Linked DNA regions of Homo sapiens: region 2 is linked to region 1. Evidence: read pairs that join two places in POLR2A ChIA-PET (ENCODE). Cell type or tissue: endothelial cell of umbilical vein. All regions are shown on one strand. Links, peaks and the distances in the headings refer to the core of each region. The heading gives the core; the rest is flanking DNA. Region 1 overlaps SLC17A5 (solute carrier family 17 member 5). Region 2 overlaps CD109 (CD109 molecule).

Region 1 (2,921 bases), core at 235-2,734:
TGGTCTCGAACTACTCACCTCAGGTGATCCACCTGCCTCAGCCTCCTAAAGTGCTGGGATTACAGGCATGAGTCACTGCACCCAGCCTGCAAATGTACTTCTAAAAAGAATACTAGCTTTTCTTTCTGTACTATCTCCTCGTGTGATAAGCAACATAAAATGAAGTATATATAACTTAATTATAAACAAATGATGAATACACATTTATTAATACCACTATAACATAAGGCAGGCAAAATGACTTATGTGGCTTAGGTTGGGCATGTGTACATTCAGAAAAGAATGTCCTAAGAAACTGGCCAGTTCTTGTTTTTCATCTTGCAACTGAGATTACCTAAACTCTCTTGCAGCTGTAACTCTATAAGTGATATAGGGTTATAAATAATACTCCTATAAAAGCTATTTAGAAAATTTAAAACAGTTTAATTTTCTGTTATATAAAACAGGTTTTTCCAAATTTTCTTTAAGCATGGTATGTTTATAGAGGGAATGGAAGAACTACTTTTCAAACAGATGAAGGTGTATTACGGCATAGCAGTAGTAGCTATAGTTACAAGTTATTGCCCAATCAGTTCCTGGGAAAACACAAAAAGAAAGTGATTCAGAGTATACACAAACAAAGTATAGTTTCTGTAGGATGAAAAAAGACCTTTTAATATTTTTACTTGCAAGTATTTTAGGATAATTAAAATTGTTTCCTTAAAAAATAGCACCTACCGTTTGATTATGATGAACTTTTATGGGAGCAGAATGCTCTGGACACGCCTTGGAAGTTCTATTATCTTCTAAAGTTGTATTTGAATCTACCATATCCACTAACGCAACACTCAGATTCACACGTAATGCATACACAATGAAGAAACCAAAAAAGGCCAAAATTGCTAAGTTGTAACGAGCAGAGCAGCACACTGGAGCTGAAATAAAGATTGGGGAAAATTTTTATTTATTTTTAAATTTTTATTTTTAGAGACAGGGTTTTGCCATGTTGCTTAGGCTGGTCTTGAACTCCTGGGCTCAAGCCATCCACCCACCTCAGCCTCCCAAAGTGCTGTGATTATAGGCATTGGCCACCATACCCGGCTGCTTTAATTAAAAAAGTTAATTACATGATATTGTCTAAATAATGAAAAAGGTTGCTTTTTAAAAGTACAAAAATAATTATGAAAAAATGTTAAAGAATATTCTTAGATTAAGCAAATCTAAGAAACATTTGTCAAAGATTAGCTGTTTCTCATATCTGTAGTTTTGGTAAAAATTTCACACATGAGAGCCTGAACTATAAAAAAGTTCATTAAAACATGGAGGTAGTAGTTTTATCACCTTTGCTGAGAAAAAGATCTATTCCAGATTCAAACTGAACCCCTACTCCTTGTCAGCTGGCAAAGATATACGGCATGAGAAAAGCAGGTAAGGAGGTTTAATGGCATTACTATTTCTGAAAAACTATCTGAAACATGGTCAATAAGTACTTGAGTACTTACAATGACATGATATATTACTGATTATGAGTTAGTAGCCATCTCATTGTTAAATGTAGCATAGCAAAAAAAATTTACTGCCAAGGGTAGGGCATGAAATTTCTCTTGATAAATTTCTTACCTCGAAGAGTATCCTCAAAGGCTGGGTTTGAATCAGAAGCCATGATTAATACTTAAAGCCATCGTAAACTAAATGCATTTAAGAATCTAGAAGCAAACTTGCAGAACCTATGACAGTTGCAGCATCTGTGACAGTTGCTCAGTAGTTATCAAGCGTAAAGGGCTCACAGTAAAAAGGGAAATCAGTGAATGTACCACCATGATTAAAAAAAAAGGATGCCGGGCACAGTGGCTCACGCCTGTAATCCCAGCACTTTGGGAAGCCGAGGCGGGCGGATCACCTGAGGTCAGGAGATCGAGACCATCCTGGCTAACTCGGTGAAACCCCGTCTCTACTAAAAATACAAAAAATTAGCCGGGCGTGGTCGCGGGCGCCTGTAGTCCCAGCTACTCGGGAGGCTGAGGCAGGAGAATGGCGTGAACCCGGGAGGCGGAGCTTGCAGCGAGAGGAGATCGCGCCACTGCACTCCAGCCTGGGCGACAGAGACAGAGACTCCGTCTCAAAAAAAAAAAAAAAAAAAAAAAGAATGCAGAGTAGGTTGGAGGAACCAATAAAAGGATCATGTGAGAGGAGGAGTTTGACCTATTTATTACTCTAACTGTGGGCTTATGCATAGTTTCTCTTTTTTCTTCTTTTATTGAGTTGCAGAATTGGAGAGGGATAGGATTCAGGATGCTGACTAAGGATAATCAACCTCTTAGTAACAAAGAGAAATTAGCTAATCCAGAGTCTGAACATCTTTAAGTTTAGTAAACTCTGAGTGGCTGATAAATACCTCTTTAAAGATATAAACATGTATTTCATTAAGCAATGACATATTAAAATTAAATGAAAATATGTGTGCTTTTATTTGGTAATGACACATCAACATCATATAAATGTGTGTATGTTTTTCCCCTACTTAAGAATCCTGGTGTTTTCATTAACCTAGCATCAAAGGAGAGAATATATTTTACAGAATACAAAAGTCTTGATACTGGCTCAGATGAACTGATTTAGACTGAAACATTAATGAATATGCACAACTATACTTAGGTTTATATTAATATATTATGATCCAACTCACTTTTCTGTATGCCCTCCTATGTTTAACAACTGCTATTATTTTTTTTTCCCTGTGTAAGATTAACTTCTTTTAACAGGAAACTTTTCATTTGGCATTCTTAAATCCTTTCTTCAGGGGTACAGCTATGAAATTTATGGTACCACTACCATAGTTAGATCCAGATCTGTAAGAACTGAATTTCTAAAGTTCTATTCACATTGTCTCTATTACTAGAATCTAGGCGAATTTGCTTTCTGCTGCAACCAAATGGGCAGTT
Region 2 (2,921 bases), core at 224-2,723, 86 kb after region 1:
ATTAAAATGATATAGTGCAGGTAAACTGCTCAGTATGGCTCTGGTCTGCTAATGCTAGAAGGTAGGACTTCTATTGTTATTATTATTATTATTATTATTATTATTATTATTATTATTATTTTGAGACAAATTCTCGCTCTGTTGCCCAGGCTGGAGTGCAGTGGCACGATCTCGGCTCACTGCAACCTCCATGTTCAAGCGATTCTCCTGCCTCAGCCTCCCGGAGTAGCTGGGACTACAGGCGCATGCCACCACACCTGGGTGATTTTTGTAGTTTTAGTAGAGATGGGGTTTCACCATGTTGGCCAGGCTGGTCTCAAACTCCTGACCTCAGGTGATCTGCCTGCCTTGGTCTCCCAAAGTGCTGGGATTACAGGTGTGAGTTAACGTGCCTGGGAAGGATTTCTGTTATTAATAGTAGTAGTAGAAGTAGCAGCATCATCATCCCTACCAAGACTATGACACATATGCGCAAGATGCATTAGGAGAATGCATCTCAGAAAACAGGTTGAGAGAATATAGCAAGAAACAAATTTTGTGCAGAAGAGCCTTTCATCAGCTGACTGCCTCAAATAGGGTGAGCGTGGAAAAGAAGGTTGAAGGATGTTAGATATTCTGACCTGCAATAACTGTTAGGGAGGATGAATTTGCACTTGGAATAGGAAATGGCAAGGTGACTCCTGCTGAGGGAGAGCAGTGGGCTATGTGTCCCCCATTCCAGGAGCCCTGTGATGTAACTGGAGAGCAAACTGCAGGAAGTTAAAAGAGGGAAAACAAATTAACTCTGATGCCTGGGAGGGGCAAATTTTCAACATCGCAGTTACTTTTGATAATACTGTGTATTTACTTTTTTTATTCTAACTTGCAATTAAAACATTTTTGAGGTAAAATAATGAGACCTTGATGTGTGATCTCTTTTTCCCCCCAGCTACCTCTGAACAGTGCAGATGAGATTTATGAGCTACGTGTAACCGGACGTACCCAGGATGAGATTTTATTCTCTAATAGTACCCGCTTATCATTTGAGACCAAGAGAATATCTGTCTTCATTCAAACAGACAAGGCCTTATACAAGCCAAAGCAAGAAGTGAAGTTTCGCATTGTTACACTCTTCTCAGATTTTAAGCCTTACAAAACCTCTTTAAACATTCTCATTAAGGTAAGTGCCAGACAGAAATGAAGCAAGGAATTCTAGCCATCTTACTAAACCCCTCTGGGAAGTTCTGCTTGTGTTACTGACACTGGAATATTTTAGAATTCACCTAAGATAAGCTTCCCTCCCAACATGGAACTCCTCTAATAGGAAAGAAGGTGGTGCATGCACTGGGTTAAGAGCTCAGCCTCTAGAGTCAACCTGCTTGAGTTCCAGGCCTGGGGTCTTCATTGATTTATACAGTTGTCAAACATTTATTAAACTTCTGTGTTCCAGGCACAGCGATAGGGCAGTGAACAGAAGAGATTAAGTCCCTGCTGACACTGAGTTTATTTTTCAGTGGGTAGTAGGAGACAGACATAATAAATAAACATACAAATATATATTTATAAAGGGACAGATATGTATGTATTTGTGTGTGTGTATGAGAGAGAAAAAGGGAGTGAGAGACAGAGAGTTTGTGTTTGCTATTTTCTTTCTTTCTTTTTTTTTTTTGAGATGGAGTTTCACTCTTGTTGCCCAGGCTGGAGTGCAATGGCACGATCTTGGCTCACTGCAACCTCCGCCTCCTTGGTTCAAGCGATTCTCCTGCCTCAGCCTCCTGAGTAGCTGGGATTATAGGCATGTGCCACCACGTCTGCCTAAATTTGAATTTTTAGTAGAGACGGGGTTTCACCATGTTGGTCAGGCTGACCTCGTGATCCACCCACCTCAGCCTCCCAAAGATGCTGGGATTATAGGCGTGAGCCACTGCGCCCAGCATGTTTGTTGCTTTCTCTAGGGTTGTCTGGGAAGACTGATTTGAGCAGAGAGCCAAAGGCAGTAAAAGAAAATAAGCCCATACAGAGGGGGAAGCACATGGAAAGGCCCTGAGGGGGAGCTTGTTTGGCGCATTGGAGGAACAACAAGCTGGCAGTGTGCTGGAGCCCCGGGGCGAGGGGACAGGTGCTAGGACATGAGGTCCTATACAAGTAGGTGGGTTAGGGTGGGGCTCATGCAGGGCCTTATTGGCCATGATAGGGACTTTGAAACTTATGCTAAGTGAAGTGAGAATTCACTGGAGAATTCTGAGGCAAGACTTGATGTAATCTAACTTAACATCTTAAAAGGATCACTGTCAGCTCTAAGAAGAATAGATGCTAGATGCTAGCTGTGTGATCCTGGGTAAATTTATTAACCTTCTAGAACCTCAGTTTCCTTATCTAGAAAATATGTAATAATAAAACCTCAAAAGGTTTTTATGAGGCTTAAGTGAGATAATTCAAGTAAACCATTTAGAACTGTGTCTGGCACATAGTACATGCTCACTAAACGTTAGCCATTATTATTATTTTAGGAACCCCTTTTGAAAGGTAGTAGTTTTGTCTCTGCTGCTTAATACTCTGATGATTTGGAGGCACTGTGGTTAGCACACTGAGTGCTTTCCTGTGAGAATCAAGTTGAAGACAACTGAGATCCAGCTGGGCCTGGTTTTCTGTATTTAAACGGAGAAGAACACTGGACATTTGATCATTACTTGGAAATAGGGTGACTAACATCCCAGTCTGCCTGGGATGCCTCTGATTTTAAAACTGAAAAGTCTCTGGTCCTGGGAACCTCCTTAGTCTCAGGACATTGGTTACTCCAGATATTCTAATGAATAACATAGTGTGGAAGGTAAAGTAGGCCTTTTAGTTTGGTATCTTCCTATTCTTAGTTTATTTGTTGTTATAAATTAAAACAACAAAACCCAATCAAATAAACATGTATACATTTAACTTTGAGCCAA

Evidence for each region. Peaks named below come from ENCODE experiments on the same cell type or tissue, not always from the same donor. Only the 100,000 strongest peaks of a DNase experiment are listed, where the experiment ranks them.
Region 2: POLR2A ChIA-PET joins it to region 1 with 8 read pairs; 10 of 35 experiments call an interaction of 5 or more read pairs at or near these places.

The regions. Positions count from the first base shown.
Region 1 is chr6:73,643,690-73,646,610 of GRCh38, forward strand. It overlaps SLC17A5 (solute carrier family 17 member 5), which reads right to left. Exons shown (of 11, transcript NM_012434.5): 2 at 718-914. Among named protein-coding and RNA genes, the nearest start is that of SLC17A5, 8.8 kb to the right of the region's middle. RefSeq lists enhancers at 1-27, 991-1,160. In endothelial cell of umbilical vein, for the core only: no CTCF peak of the experiment used is centred there; no DNase peak of the experiment used is centred there; H3K4me3 peaks cover 686 bases; H3K27ac peaks cover 290 bases.
Region 2 is chr6:73,729,416-73,732,336 of GRCh38, forward strand. CD109 (CD109 molecule) reads left to right here. Exons shown (of 33, transcript NM_133493.5): 4 at 929-1,159. Among named protein-coding and RNA genes, the nearest start is that of CD109, 35 kb to the left of the region's middle. In endothelial cell of umbilical vein, for the core only: no CTCF peak of the experiment used is centred there; no DNase peak of the experiment used is centred there.